3 separate regions of the Homo sapiens genome follow, and regions 1 and 2 are each linked to region 3. A link is a contact called in ENCODE Hi-C or POLR2A ChIA-PET data. All regions are on one chromosome and are shown on one strand. The core of a region is the stretch at or near the end of the contact, and the rest is flanking DNA. Distances in the headings are between cores, read along the strand shown. Region 1 holds the start of GRIPAP1 (GRIP1 associated protein 1). Region 2 holds the start of PLP2 (proteolipid protein 2). Region 3 holds the start of USP27X (ubiquitin specific peptidase 27 X-linked).

Region 1 (4,931 bases), core at 289-2,788, 880 kb after region 3:
GGTTACAAGGTTGTATACATTAGACAAAGCTCACTAAATTGTACCCTTAAAATGGGTGCATTTATGTATATAGACAGATCAATAGCGTTATCTTTCAATAAAGTCAATTAAATCAAGAAAGAAATCAAAGAGTCCTGGCTGGCAATACTTTTCTTTTTCTTTCTTTTCTTGGAGACAGAGTCTCGCTCTATCCCCCAGGCTGGAGTGTAGTGGTGCGATCTCGGCTCACCGCAACCTCTGCCTGGCGGGTTCAAGCGATTCTCGTGCCTCAGCCTTCCGAGTAGCTGGGATTACAGGCGCCCACCACCACACCCGGCCAATTTTTGTGTTTTTAGTAGAGATGGGGTTTCACCATGTTGGCCAGGTTAGTCTCGAACTCCTGACCGCAAGTGAACAGCCCTCCTTGGCCTCCCAAAGTGCTGGGATTACAGGCGTGAGCCACCGCGCCCGGCCCTGCTGGAAATATTTTTCCACAGCAGGGAAATCATTAAATTCTACGAAAATAAGAAGGCTGGGCGCGGTGGCTCACGCCTTAATCCCAGCACTCTGGGAGGCCGAGGCGGGCGGACTACCTGAGGTCGGGAGTTCGAGACCGGCCTGACCAATATGGAGAAACCCCGTCTCTACTAAAAAAAAAAAAAAAAATTACCCGGACGAGGTGGCGGGCGCCTGTAATCCCAGCTACTCGGGAGGCTGAGGCAGGAGAATCGCTTGAACTCGCCAAGCGGAGGTTGCTGTGATCGGATATCGTGCCACTGCACTCCAGCCTGGGCAACAAAAGTGAAACTCCGTCTCAAAAAAGAAAAACAACAACAACAACAACAACAAAAACAGAAAGAAAAAAGAAAATAAGAAAAAAACTACACTGAGATACCATTTCTTACTCTCAGATCGGTGAGGGTTATAGTGAATTCTAATACTTGAATGAGCCTGGTGTTTCACCACCCTGGTTTGTTTTTTGTTTTTGTTTTGTTTTAATGTAGCTTTTTCGTTTGATTCACTGTCACTCTTTCCACTCTGCTATTTTTATTGGTGGCTAAGTCCTTTACCTAACGTGACATGCAGTATCATGATAACAAAATAAGTGTCAAACCTTAAAAAAAAAAAAAAAAAAAAAGGCCAAAGGCTTTACAAGAGGTGGGATTCCCCTTTGGGGTCTCCCGGAGGAGGGGCGGGAACAAGACCAGAGCGAAGCTTCCGCTTTCATTTCTATGGTTATTAAGTTACCCATTCTCATTAAAGGAATACCGCGGAAGGGTGATTTTCTGTCGGCAAAGACTTCCCTAGCGACGAGTCCACCCATGAAACGGGGATGTAATAATGTCGTATCACAATGGGTGGCCTAGAAGAGTCCAAAAGCCAATCAGATGACTTACATTCGGGTAGAACGTTGTATTACAGTTCACCTGACTCGTCGGTTTCGTTCTCTTCTCTGCGTCTCCAAAATGCTGCCCTTCGGAATTAGGTTCTACCCCCTCCATTCCTGGCCAGTGGTTTGGTCCGACCTTAATACTGCCAGGAGGCGCGAGCTGCGTCTGCGCAGAAAGCTGGCGGGGGGGTGGGGGGAGGAACATGGCGCAAGCTCTGTCTGAGGAGGAGTTTCAGCGGATGCAGGTGCCGCTCGCGGTGGGAAAGACCACCCGGCTAGGCGACCGGGGGCGGGGTAGCGAGAGGTCGTGCTATCAGCTCTGAGAAGGGGTTGGTTGGGATGGACCCTGAGTTTATGGGGTGGGTCTGGAGAAGGGAAACTGAGGCTCGGAGTGGTGAGACTATTGGATTCCGAGATACTCTGCGGCTTTGAAGGTTGGACTCTGTTAGCATTGTGGGCTGGGAGAGCGCCATTAAGTAGGCGGTACCTTACTCAGACCTGGAGGGGACGAGACTTTTGGGCCCGTGCAGGGGACACCGTCGGCGGGTGATGATAATGGGCTTTGAGGGAAGGAGATCCTGAGAAGGCGAAACCATTTTGTCTGGAGAGGAAGGAAGCGGGTGTTGGGTCGTTTGCGTCATGGTGGTGGGAGCCCTTGAGAGGGCAGAACCATTAGCGGGTGGGAGGTGGTAAGTTTTGGGGGAGATACCACTGTGCCCGGGGATTGGGGAAAGACCCCAGATGTTGTCATTGTTCCTGGGAGGTGGAGATCCTGTGCCATTGGTGGTTGGTAGTGCATCCTAAGAGGGGGCGGCACCATTGGATGATTAAGGGTGATCCCATTAGGCCTGGGGTGAAGAAGGCCATGAATGGGTAATACCATTAATCCCATTAACTGGGGGGAGGACCAGAGGGGTAAAAGATTGATACCTTGGACTACAAGGAGGGAAGATCACTGGGCTTTGGGGAGGTACCCCCACTTGATTCTTTTGGGGGGACTCTGAGATGCAATGAAAGGCCATAGCATTGCACTATGAATGGGCCCTTGTTGAGAGGGTTCCTCACTGGGGGGGGGGTCTGAACAGGGTCCTGCATGGGGAGGGGAGGAACTCTGAGGGAGGACAGGTAATCCAATTGGTCCTTGAATGAGGGAAACCAGCTGTCCCTGTGTGAGGGACACTGAGAATGGAAGGGCGAGTTGATTAACCCATGAATGGGGAAGACCACTGTCATCTGAAAGGGATTCTAAGTGAGTAAGAGTCATCCAACTGGCCTACCCAAGGCCTTGTAGAGGCCTACCCTGAAGGGTGTAGGGCCATTCCCAATGGATCATGACTGGGGAGATCTTGAGGGGAGTGGGAATACCCTTGAATGAGGAACATTGATCCCACTGGGCCATGAATGAGGGAGAACTACTGGGCTTTGTTGGGGGGCAAGTCTCGGGGGGTACAAAGGATATTCCACTTGGACCAGTACTTGGAGAGACAGATCACTGGGTCCTGGAGAGGACAGGAGTAGGAAAGATTCTGTGAAGGCCAAGCCCTCTGACCTTGAGCAGACTACCAGAGAACAGTGAGTGGAGGCTGGTGGCGTGGGAGGGAGGGAAAAGTCCTGGTAGGGGAAGGAACAGTAAGTTCCTTAATGGGAAGGAACCGGCCTTGCTGGGTAGAACCAGCCTCAGGGTCCTATAGGGCTGGTAGGGAGGAGGATGCTTAATTCTTTTTCTTTTTCTTTTTTTTTGAGACAGAGTCTTTCTCTGTCACCCAGGCTATAGTGTGCAGTGGCACGATCTCAGCTCACTGCAACCTCCACCTCCCGGGTTCAAGTGATTCTCCTATCTCAGCTTCCCTAGTAGCTGGGATTACAGGTGCGTACCACCACGCCCAGCTAATTTTTGTATTTTTAGTAGAGATGAGGTTTCACCATGTTGGCCAGGCTGGTCTTGAACTCCTGACCTCAAGTGATCTGCCCACTTTGGCCTCCGAAAGTGTTTGGATTACAGGTGTCAGCCACTGCGCCTGGCACTTTCCCTTAATTCTTTTTTTTTTTTTTTTTTTTTTTTTTTTTTGAGACAGAGTCTCACTCTGTCACCCAGGCTGGAGTGCAGTGGCACAATCTCGGCTCACTGCAACCTCCACCTCCCAGGTTCAAGCGATTCTCCTGCCTCAGCCTCCCGAGTAGCTGGGACTACAGGTGTGCGCCACCACACCCGGCTAATTTTTTATATTTTTAGTGGAGACGGGGTTTCACCATATTGGGCAGGCTGATTTTGAATTCCTTACCTCGTGACCCACCCGCCTTGGCCTCCCAAAGTGCTGGGATGACAGGTGTGAGCCACCGCACCTGGTCCTCCCTTAATTATTGAAGGGGGCCTGGATGTATTTTGAGAGCCTTGGAGGTGGGGGGACCCTGGAAAGCCCCCTGACTCAATGAAAGTTGGGCAGAATACTTGACCCTTTTCCCTTAGGAAAGAGGGAGGAAGACAGGCCCTTAACCCCCTGCCATCAGAGGCCCCCAGGTCTGGTCAGAAATATGGACAACACCCCTGACAGTGTGTGTTCAGTGTGTGGAGAGGTCAGCCAGGATGAGGAGGAGGAACTTTATCCTGTGGGCATGGAGAGCCAGGGAACTCACACAAGCAAGACCCTGACTGGGGGCAGTGCTCTGGGATGGCCTGAGTGCAGCGTGGATTGTAGTGTGAGATGGAGGGGTGAGGCTGGCTGGGGTTATAAGTGGAGCTGGAAAAGGTGAGCCAGGGTCTGAGGGCCTGGAAGGTCACTTTGGGTGTAGCACATACAGGTCTTAAGGAGTAGCTACAGAGGCACATGGAGGGCGTAAGGTCTGTGGAGCTTAGGGGCTTGGTTCCCTCATGGTAGGGGTAGGGGCGCTTTCCTGACCAAGTCTTTTCCCTTCCTGCCTCCCCCAAAGGCTCAGCTCCTGGAACTCCGGACAAACAACTACCAGCTTTCAGATGAACTACGCAAGAATGGTGTTGGTGAGCCAGGAGGGCCTTATTAGATGGGGGTGGCTTTGGGGAATGGTGTCCGAGGTTTTCCCTCAGAGGCCTGGCAGGAAGGCCTTTCAGTTTCTTGCCACTGGCTGAGGCTGAGTTTCCCTGCTTTCCCGACACCAGAACTCACCAGTCTTCGACAGAAGGTCGCCTACTTGGATAAGGAGTTCAGCAAAGCTCAGAAGGTACCTCCCTCCACCCACCCATCCACCTACCCATCCACCCTTGCTTCTACCTATCTGACTCATTCATCCCTCCAGTGAGCACCTACAGTGAACCAGACCTAATGTTGCATGCTGTTTTCACGTAGTCATTTAAAGGATTCTCAATGGAATTCTCTTTAGTTGCTAATTTTACCTAATCCTGCTTAATTTAGTGATTAATTTTAATTTACTTTTAATTCATTTCTAATTTCAGTTACTCATTCTCATTCACTGACTTTTAATTAAATATTCAAATCTATCAGTAAATCTACCTCGAATCTGCCTCCCATCCTCTACTCACACTCCTGCCTTGTGCTCCTACTTCCCATCTCTGTCCTGGTCCAGTTGG
Region 2 (4,727 bases), core at 1,116-3,615, 710 kb after region 3:
CCACCACCTCCAGCACCTGCCCCACGCAGGATGGGACTCAAGCACCGGGTTGGTAAGCCAGGGAAAGGCCAAGAGAGTGCATCCTACCCCACTCTCCCTCCTCCTATACCTCTCAACACAGGGAGGCCACACTGTGGCCCTACCCGTAGGGGGCACAATTCAAGTCATACTTTTTTTTTTTTTGAGACACAGTATCACTCTGTCACCCATCTGTCACTGGGGCTGGAGTGAGTGGCATGATCTTGGCTCACTGCAACCTTTGTCTTCTGGGTTCAAGTGATTCTCCTGCCTCAGCCTCCTGAGTAGCTGGGACTATAGGCGCCCACCACCATGCCCGGCTGATTTTTGTATTTTTAGTGGAGATGGGGTTTCGCCATGTTGGCCAGGCTGGTCTTGAACTCCTGACCTCAAGTGATCTGCCTGCCTCGGCCTCAGCCTCCCAAAGTGCTGGGAATACAGGCATGAGCCACTGCGCCCGGCCCCAATTTCTACTACATTTGGGACAAAGTTCTTGCAGATGGTAGTCTAGTGCATTGACAAAGGGGCCGCCTGTTTGTACCTCTCACCAAGGTCCTTGTGTCTGACAAGGGACTTCCCTTCACAGCAAATGAAGACCTTGGGAGGCAAAACCAAGTCCTGGGCCAGACTTTCCTCCATGTCTGAGGACAAGTGTGACTTGCTGTGGGTCACACGATTTCTGCCAGAAGCAAAGGCAGAAATGGTCCCTGGCTCCTCAAACCCTTCGCTCTGTGCTTCAGAGCTGCTCCCATGGCCTTTACCCCTGCGACGATTTTGGAGTGGTTTCCTCTCTCAACAAGGACAACAATGGAGGTGATCAGGTAGAGGATTGCCGCTATGAGGGTTCGGAAGAAATCCTGTGAGGTGTAGGGAGGAGAAGAGGGAAGTCAGCAACCACAGTTCCCCGACAATCCTAACTGCCCAGACCCCTCCCTGGTCTTGCCATTGTGGACCCCTTCTCACACTCCAGGGCCAGTTGATGAATGGTATCTTGGTGTGCAGGTCACACATGTAGACAACAAAGAAAATAGCAGCAAGGATCATCTCAATCACCGACAGGGAGGAGTAGCCTGGTGTGGAGGCACTGAAGCAGATCAGGATCACCAGGCATAATATCTGGAAGGGTGACATGGGAAAGGGGACCTCAATCAGCAACCAGGGCTGAGAAGATTGGTTTAAATTGGGGGTCCCATACTAAGATGCCTACGAGGGCTGGGGAAATGACATACAATAATAGCTAAACACTTTTTATGTGCTCACTGTGTTCCAAATTCAATCATCACGACAATCTAATGCTCTGGGTACTATTATTACTCTTTCTAATTTATAGACGAGAAAACTGAGGCACAGAGAGGTTTAATGGCTTGGCCAGGGTCACCCAACAAGTAAGGAGTAGAGTTGGGTGCCTCAGTTTCCTCTTTTCCCTTCTAGGTTACGGGCAGCCTGAGGGGAGTGGCGCTGCCAGGTGTTTTGTGAGCCCCGCTGACGCCAGCTTTGTGGCCTTGACCGGGGCGGAACACGCGGTTCCCCCAGCAACCCCTTTGGGAAGCGGTGAGAGTGACACCAGAGAGGCAGGACTCCGTTAAAGGCGCCGCACCCCTTTTACAAGTGACTCAAAGGCGGCGCCCACTTTGAGAAGGGTGGAAACCCCGAAAAGCTAAGGACATCCCGCCCGGCCTCTGAAGGGCGAGGAAGAACTGGCGAAGGGCGGGGCGCTCTACACCGCGGGACTAGCGCGGGGCGGGGGGGCCCCACCCCAACAGGCCCTGCCCCTGGGCGCGCTGCCAGCCCGCCCTCCTGTGCCCAGGCCGCGCCACGCCCTGCCACAGGAGGCCCCCACTTCCCAGCACCCTGGGACCCCTTCGATGCGTCCACTGATGAGTTCACGCAGGCTGTCCCCACGTAGCCCTCCGTATGCGTTATAGGCTCCTTGCTTCACCCCGGGGACCACCAGATCTCAACAACCTTCGTCAAACCCCACCGACTCGCCCTGCGCCCCGGGTTTCGGGCCTCCACCGTGAACCCACCCACCTGCACCCCACTGCCGAGCGCCCCGGCCAAGTGCCTGCCTCACCCGGACCATCCAGTTCCGCATGGTCCAGCCACCCCATCCCGCTTTTGCCCACGCGCCTGCCCCAGAACGCTCACAATCTCAGCAAACAGGAGGATTCCCTTTCGAGTGCGCGAGAAGTTGGTGCAGGCGGCCCAGCAGCCAGGAGCCGAGAGGCGCTCAGAATCCGCCATGGCATGGGCTGGAGTCCCTGGTGCCTCGGAGGATCTGCTCACTTGCTCGTGGTTTCGAGGACGCTGTACACCCAGCTGTCTTGCCCGCCGTCTGGCCGGGAAGGGGGCCCCGGGGCGAAGGAGGGAGTGAATCACCGCGCAGAGCTGACGCGGGCGGGGCCGGAGCCGGGCCAGGTGGCTGCCGCCCCGGAAGCCCCCTCGCCCCGCCCCCCAAGGATACTCCCAGCCTGGCGCACAGCCCCCGGGGCGCCCCATCGCAGGGGTGCTTGGCAGCTCCAGGTACCAGGAGCAGTAATAGCGGGACCCTTCGCCTTTTTGGAATGCAAATGCACCCGAGACAGCTTCAGCTTAGAACCGCGGGAATCTGGCTTTGGGATGGAGTGACTCAGTTTCCTTAACTGAATAAAACGGCCGAGGCAGAGTTAAATCCGAAAGACTTGGGGCCCAGTATGTTGCCAGAATTCGGAATATTTTTGATTTCAGAAAGTTTTCCCATGCATATACTCTCAGCGGGGTTTGGAGCTGCCGCGTTACAAAAAAAAAAAAAAAGGGCCAGGCGCGGTGGCTCACGCCTGTAATCCCAACACTGGGAGGCCGAGGCGGGTGGATCACCTGAGGTCGGGAGTTCGAGACCAGCCTGACCAACATGGAGAAACACCGTCTCTACTAAAAATACAAAAATTAGCTGGGCACGGTGACGCATGCCTGTAATCCCAGCTACTCGGAAGGCTGAGGCAGGAGAATCGCTTGAACCCGGGAGGCAGAGGTTGCGGTGAGCCAAGATCATGCCATTGCACTCCAGTCTGGGCAACAAGAGCGAAACTACGTCTCAAAAACAACAACAACAACAAAAACGGTATTTCTTCAAGAAAAGGTATGAACGTTCACAATAACTGGGTAAGGATTGAAAAGTGTTCCTCGGCTGGGCGCAGTGGCTCATGCCAGTAATCCCAACACTCTGGGAGCCTCAGGTGGGAGGATCGCTTGAGCCCAAGAGTTGGAGATCAACCTCGGCAACACAGTGAGACCTCATCTCTACAAATAATTTTAAAAATTAGCCCAGGCGGCCGGACGCGGTGGCTCAAGCCTATAATCCCAGCAGTTTGGGAGGCCGAGGTGGGCAGATCACGAGGTCAGGAGTTCGAGACCAGCCTGTCCAACATGGTGAAACCCCGTCTCTACTAAAAATACACAAAAAATGAACCGGGTGTGGTGGCGCTCGCCTATAATCCCAGCTAGTCAGGAGGCTGAGGCAGGAGAATCGCTTGAACCTGGGAGGTGGAGGTTGTAGTGAGCCAAGATTGCGCCACTGCACTCCAGCCTGGGCGACAGAGCAAGACTCCGTCTCAAAAAAAAAAAAAAAAAAGAAAAAAGAAAAAAATTAGCCCAGGCATGGTGGCACGTGCCTGTAATCCCAACTACTCGGGAGGCTGAGGTGGGAGGATTGCTTGAGCCTGGGAGTTCAAGGCTGCAGTGAACCATGATCAGACCACTGCACTCCTGCCTGGGCAACAGAGCAAGACCCTGTCTCCAAAAAAGGAAAAACAAAAAGAAAGGAAGAAAGAAAATTGTTCCTCGTTAGATCAGGTCAGGTTTTGTAACCAAATAGTGCCTATCTTGTGGGAAAACCATCAGTTTCCAGAGCTTTTTGTTTTTGGATAATGGATTGTGGACAGTGGAATAAACCTCTGAGCAGTGATGAGAATAAGACCCTGCCAGTGTAAAGGCTGTGTGAGAATAGGGGTTGGTGAGCATTGAGTTGCTCAGAAATAGGGCAAGCATTGTTTCAAGTGTTAGAGCCCAAGGCCAGGAGCAGTGGCTCATGCCTGTAATCCTAGCACTTTGGGAGGCCGAGGTAGGAGAATCACTTCAGCTCAAGAGTTCGAGACCAGCCTGGGCAACGTAGTGAGAGCTTGTCTCTATTTTAAAAAAACATATTTTGTAGTAGTGTTAGAGCCCAGAGAGCCCAAGGTCTGATTCTGTGTTCTGCAATCCCAAGGAAGTCCTGGCCCTAAATGTTGGGCCTCAGTTTCCTGGTTCTGAAGAGAGGGGCCAGTCAGCACAATCGTACATGAGGAATAGGAAAGTTTATTTCTGGGGGATTGGCAAGATGAATGGATGGCTCCTGGGGTGCAAGGCTGGGTGACATTTGTAGACACTTTGTTTGTATTTATTTATTTTTTAGTAGAGACAAGGTCTCGTTATGTTGCTCAGGCTGGTCTTGAACTCCTGACCTCAAGCAATTCTCCCGCCTTGGCCTCCCAAAGTGCTGAGATTACAGGCGTGAGCCACTGCGCCTGGCTAAGTGTGTTATTTTGAGCAAGTAATTTCCCCCAGCTCAGCCTTAATTTCTGCATCTAAGACATGCATCTCGTCTCCTGGAATCAGGATCCCAGAGGTACCCTGAGGGACACACTCTCCAGACTAGAAGTTGTTTTTATTCTCATCTCATTTGAAGTGGGGGA
Region 3 (5,014 bases), core at 3-2,502:
GGCACATGAGGAGACGGGTTTCCAGAATACAACTCCCGAAACAGCGACGACATCTCACAGACCAGACACAACTCGGGACTCGGCATCTCACATCGGTGCCTGTCAGAGAGAAAGAAATCTCTCAGTATCGGCGTGTGGGTGAGGGCCTGGACAATGCAGTTCATAAAGCACGTGTTGCCAAGATTGATGAGTCCTCTTAAACCGATCGTAAAGCTGGAGGTGATTCTTCTTCTCCTCGGGTTGTGCCCCAGCAGTTCTAATTCTGGTTTGGTTGTTTCCCAGGTTGGGAATTTCTCACCAAGGCCTGGCACTGAACACTGCTGGTGAGAAACCTCTGTTGAGGTGGAGGCTTGTAATTTCAAAGCTTCTCCTTGCTCTTCTTTGGCAATTTGCTCAATGTCTTTGTCATATACATAGTCCTTACACATAAAGCAGTATATACCTCCGTAATACAGGTCTACTGCTAAGTTGTGTTGTTTCGTCTCTGCGTGCTCGTGAATGTGTTTCTCCGTGAAGCAGCCAAAGAAGACACAGGAAAGGCAAGAGTGGAGTCTGTTCAGATGGGTGCCACACACATGGCAGATGCAGGACTTTGCCTTGCTTTTCCTGGTCTCTGGGGTTCCACACCACACGAAGCACTGGTAGATAACCCGCAGTTCCTGCCTCCAGTTCTCTCCCACCTTAAAGCTGTTCACGTGAGAACAGCCTGGTGGCCCCACGGCAAAATCCACATCCAGGCATCCGCCCCCAGGGCCGCGCCGGGGCCGGGGCCGGGGCGGGGGCCGGGGCCTAGGCTGCGGCGGGGTACGGAGCCGGGTCTGGGGCCGGGGCCGGGGTCGGCGGCGCGGCGCACGACTGCGACGCGGAGAGGGATCGGGGGGCCGCGGTGGATCGGAGGGAAGGGTGGGGGGAGGAACCTCGTCGCTGTTGCCGCCACCGCCGCTCCGCGCTGGGTTCTCATCCTCCAGCTCCTGCTTCGGCTCCTGCTCCGCCTCCCGGACCGGCTCGGGTTCGGGCTCCAGCTTGAGCTCAGCCCGGCGGCCCGGACCCTCCGCCGTCTCCACCTTCCCAGCGGCGTCCACCTTCCCCGCCGTCTCCACCTTCTCGGTGGCGTCCACCTTCCCCGCCGCCTCCGCCTTCCCCGCCGCCTCCGCCTTCCCCTCCACCTTCGCCTCCGCCTCCACCTTCCTCTCCGCCTTCTCCGCCGTCTCCGCCTCCTCTACCTCCTCCGCCTCCACTGGCGGCGGCTCCTCCCCCTGCTCGCAGGGCTCGGGCGGCCACTGGGCGTGGCGGCGCGGGGGCCACGCAGACCTGGGGTGTCCCCCGCCCGGCCTGAGGGAGCGCGGTGGCTGTGGCAGCTGGACCCAAAAGGGACTTTCACTGAAGGAGGCGGCGGCGGAAGCAGGCGACGCCCCCGGGAATCCTCCCGCCGAAGCCCCCTAGTGGAGGCTGCTTCTGCAGCCAGGCCCCGTTTCCTTTAATTCAGTATTTTCCAAACTTGCTTGTTCACGAGAATCACGTGGGGAGCGTGTTAAAATTACAGATTCCTTGGCTCCACCCGCAGGCCTACTGAATCAGAATCTCGAAGGGAGGTACTCCGGAACCTGTATCTCTAACTAGGGCCCCAGAGGCTGCTTATGATCAGGCAAGTTTGGGAAACACAGCTCTAATTCATTGAGGCTGGCGGGAAGGGGGGCGGGGACCGCGCAGTCTCTTTAAGGCGCTTCCAGCTCTCGGCTCCAATCGCTGCTCTGACCCCCTTCATCGTCTCCTCCCCTCTCCTCGTCCTTCCCCTCGTCTATGCAGGCTTCCCTCGGCCACTGCGGGGCTGGGGGCCGAGCGGGTGCCAAGTCCAGAAATGTTTCTGAGGCTGTGAAATGTCCCCTCTGAGGGGGGTCCTAGGGAGCGCAGGCAGAAGCCGTGACAGGCCATCATTTCGGCGGCCGAGCCTGCCTCTAGCCTCGTCCCTGTCTCCCTTCCCACGCCAGGTCCTGCGCTTCCCGAAAAGGATGAAGCTCCAGCTGCAGTTCTGGGGAGGCCTGGACCCCAGCTCCGGGGGGGCCGGGCTACCAAGGCCGCTGGGCCTGGAGAGGCGCGTCCCTGGCCCATCTTATCAGCGCTCTGCAGGGTCTGGGCCTGCTGCTCGCGTCCTCCTGGGCTCCCAAGGCCACGGGTGGGTTAATGGCTTGACAGCCGGCCTCCTGGCCCAGCAGACGCTGAGCAGCCCGATGGCACAATCCACCTCTTCTCTCCAAGGCCAGCTGGAGGGACGAGGCACGACAAGGCCATCCCTACAGCTGGCACTTCCCCTACAGCTGAGAGGGGGCCTAAACTACAGGACACACTCCCAAGACCCTTAAGCCCTGGCAGCATCCCGGGGGAGGGGGGCAGCAGGTGGAAGTGGAAAGAAGCCTGTGGAGCTGCCAGCAGGGAGAGGGAGTCGGACATGAGGCTGAGAGGCCTCTGGGAACCCCTGTGCCAAGGGGCTGCTGGCACTGGGCAGCAGCACCCCAGAGCCCACGAGGAGTGTGCCCAGAGCAAGTGGCTCAGACCTGGGTCATGGCTCGAGGGTGTCGGGCTGTAGCTGCTGGTCCCAGAGAGTGCAGCCCAGGGCAGGCATCAGGACAGGAGTAGGAGGAGAAAGAGTGTTCTAGGAAGAGTCTAGTCCCCTAATCCTGGTGGTGGCTGGCTGTAGCCTAGTGCACGCTGTCTGGCTTGTGTGGCTGTGCTGCCTGAGTATACATACCCTAGCAACATTCTCCTTGCTCAGCACTGGACATCAGCTCTCCACCTGGCCCCTTCCTCTAGGGAGGGGATGGGGAGGCCTCCTAGGGTTAGCAGCAGGAGTTGGGCCTCAGGAATCAGGAGCCCTTGAAAGGAGGATGCGTGGTTCCCATAAAACTGAGGGTTGCCCTGGGCCCTACCCTTCCTGAGTCAGCTCTTGCTTCAATTCCTTGAAGCACCCCAGCATCCTTTCAATAAATGCCTGCCCTTTGTGGCCTGCAACCAGAGGAACTGCAACTAGCACACTCACTGAAGGAATCCTGCTGCTGCTGCTGCTGCTAAAAACAACCGAGGTCATGGATGAGGGGGTGGAGGATACTCTCATCCCACCTCCAGACTGACAACAAAAAGACCTAAAGATCTCTGTGTACCTGGGACTGTCTACCATTGAAGATTAGCCATGGTAACTTGTTGACTTAGTGATCAACTTCCTGCAGAAGCCCATAGGTCCACCTGGACTCTGCCCAGGCCAGCGTGTTCTGAAAATGGAGGGCTCTGTCACCATTCACTCAACAAATGTTTATTCTGCACTGACCGAGGGCCAGATGTACCAAGAGCTGTGGACACAGCACTCCAACTTACTCCAGGGCTACTGAAATCAGGGATGGCTTCCCCAAAAGGCACACTAAGGAAAGTCTATGTCACTAGCAGAGAAGAGGCACCAAAGACAAAAAATCAAAAAAGAAAAAATACCAGAAACAGTTTGACATTTGATTTTTTTTAAGTAGTCCTCGTGGGAAAAATCAGAACTTTGTTGTACTTCCTTACATTCATTTCCTGATTACATGATGCTTTTGTTTTGAATCACGTGTGGAGGGTGTCACCAAAATCTTTAGATGCTTTGTCCTTATGTGGATCTGGACCCAGATCCTAGCAAATGTTACCATCTCTGCCTCACAAAGATCTGACAGAATGCAGGCAGTTGGGGCTATCCTTAGGAGAGACAGCTCTCCTTCGCAGTAGATGCACCTGGGTGATAAATCCAACTCTGACCACAAGGTGGCAAAAGAGTAAATGACAATTCCTCATATATGTTTTGTATGTTTATATAAAACTATTGGTTTATATAAAATGCTCTCTAAAAATATTAAGAAAAACGTGTGCTCCTTCACACATTTTTGGGTTGATGTCTGATATTTTGCATCACAAATGTCAATTGGCTACAAATAATGTAATTTGTGACAAATGTTAATATTCAAAAATAAAACTGTTATGTCACTATTTCACATGAATCCGGTGAAACCTAAATACCTTAGTGACTTGAGAGCCACCATCATCTGTTTTAAAAATGTATAACTGAGCTCTTCTTTGATACTTGGAAGTTGTACATTTTCCCTTTTCTCAGCTCTTAATTCCATTCTGTTTTTCCAACAGAATTTTGTCTCAATAATTGTCTGTTTTTTCACTTGAAATGTTTTTGATTATCCTATCGTATTTCTCTGCAGCAAAAATGTGTATATATTTTTCAATTTAAATGCTCTTTAAATGTTCCTCTGATTATAAGGCTCTAAGTGTTGTTTAAAAATTTGCTCTTGTTTGAATTATCATGACAATTAGTATTAGAATAAAATGGATCAAAACATTGTGAATATATTACAAATTTTGATAGGTAATTATTAAACGTAAAACAAAAGTTCATTGTAGATAGGGCTTTTTTAAAAAAAATTAATGGGTGTATCCATGGATAAACATTGCTTTTTGCTAGAATGAGATAGGCTTCAGCATCAATTCTCTTCCTATTTTTTGTTTGGTTAAATGTTAGCACACAGAAACCTCATTTATATGAATAAGTGAATAGGAATGGACATTTTGTTTTAGCAATGCACGCAAGTCTTTGAATTCCTTTGGAGATATATGGGGGGAAATTACACAATGATTTATCCTCAAAATTATTTCTCATGATTTATCAGCTGATAACTTCATAGGTTTTTTCTTCAATTCTACTGGAAGCAAAGAATTGGAAACCATCTGAGTTGCAAAAGGATTTTATCCCCATTCATTTGTTAGAGCAAGTTGTTTGTTTACCATCGTCAGCATTGTTCGGAATTGTCTCTCCTGTGCCCCAAGGATTTTACATCACAGGGCAGCGCACCCAGGTTAAGATTCAGGATAGGTAAAAGATATGCTTTTTCTTTTGTAAAGTGCAAAAAGGACCATTGTGAAAGGGGAGATAGAAAAAGAGAACCAGTTTGATTCCTACACTGCAAGTATGTTCTCTGGCAGGTCAATT

What was found. Hi-C counts contacts between places; a loop is a spot of excess contacts on that map. ChIA-PET counts read pairs that join two places held with the same protein, here RNA polymerase II (POLR2A). Pooled maps may share reads with other maps.
Region 1: a loop to region 3 is called in a pooled map, with 11 times the contacts of the local background. The contact joins the promoter of GRIPAP1 here to the promoter of USP27X in region 3. A Hi-C loop is called at or near these places in 7 of 50 pooled maps.
Region 2: a pooled map shows a loop between it and region 3 (5-fold over the local background). The contact joins the promoter of PLP2 here to the promoter of USP27X in region 3. A Hi-C loop is called at or near these places in 2 of 168 maps with a recorded cell type or tissue (CD8-positive, alpha-beta T cell and naive thymus-derived CD4-positive, alpha-beta T cell) and 8 of 50 pooled maps. POLR2A ChIA-PET finds 5 or more read pairs at or near these places in 1 of 52 experiments (WTC11).

Annotation. Positions count from the first base shown.
Region 1 is chrX:48,998,871-49,003,801 of GRCh38, reverse strand. GRIPAP1 (GRIP1 associated protein 1) reads left to right here and starts at 1,538. Exons shown (of 26, transcript NM_020137.5): 1 at 1,538-1,614; 2 at 4,298-4,364; 3 at 4,503-4,564. The coding sequence starts at 1,573. RefSeq lists a cis regulatory region at 1-147 and an enhancer at 1,420-1,529.
Region 2 is chrX:49,169,536-49,174,262 of GRCh38, reverse strand. PLP2 (proteolipid protein 2) reads right to left here and starts at 2,365. Exons shown (of 5, transcript NM_002668.3): 1 at 2,167-2,365; 2 at 982-1,134; 3 at 780-875. The coding sequence starts at 2,262. RefSeq lists silencers at 1,669-1,868, 2,389-2,488.
Region 3 is chrX:49,875,722-49,880,735 of GRCh38, reverse strand. USP27X (ubiquitin specific peptidase 27 X-linked) reads right to left here and starts at 1,252. Exons shown (of 1, transcript NM_001145073.3): 1 at 1-1,252. The coding sequence starts at 428. USP27X-DT (USP27X divergent transcript) reads left to right here and starts at 1,380. Exons shown (of 2, transcript NR_026742.1): 1 at 1,380-1,645; 2 at 1,989-4,012. RefSeq lists silencers at 901-980, 1,021-1,430.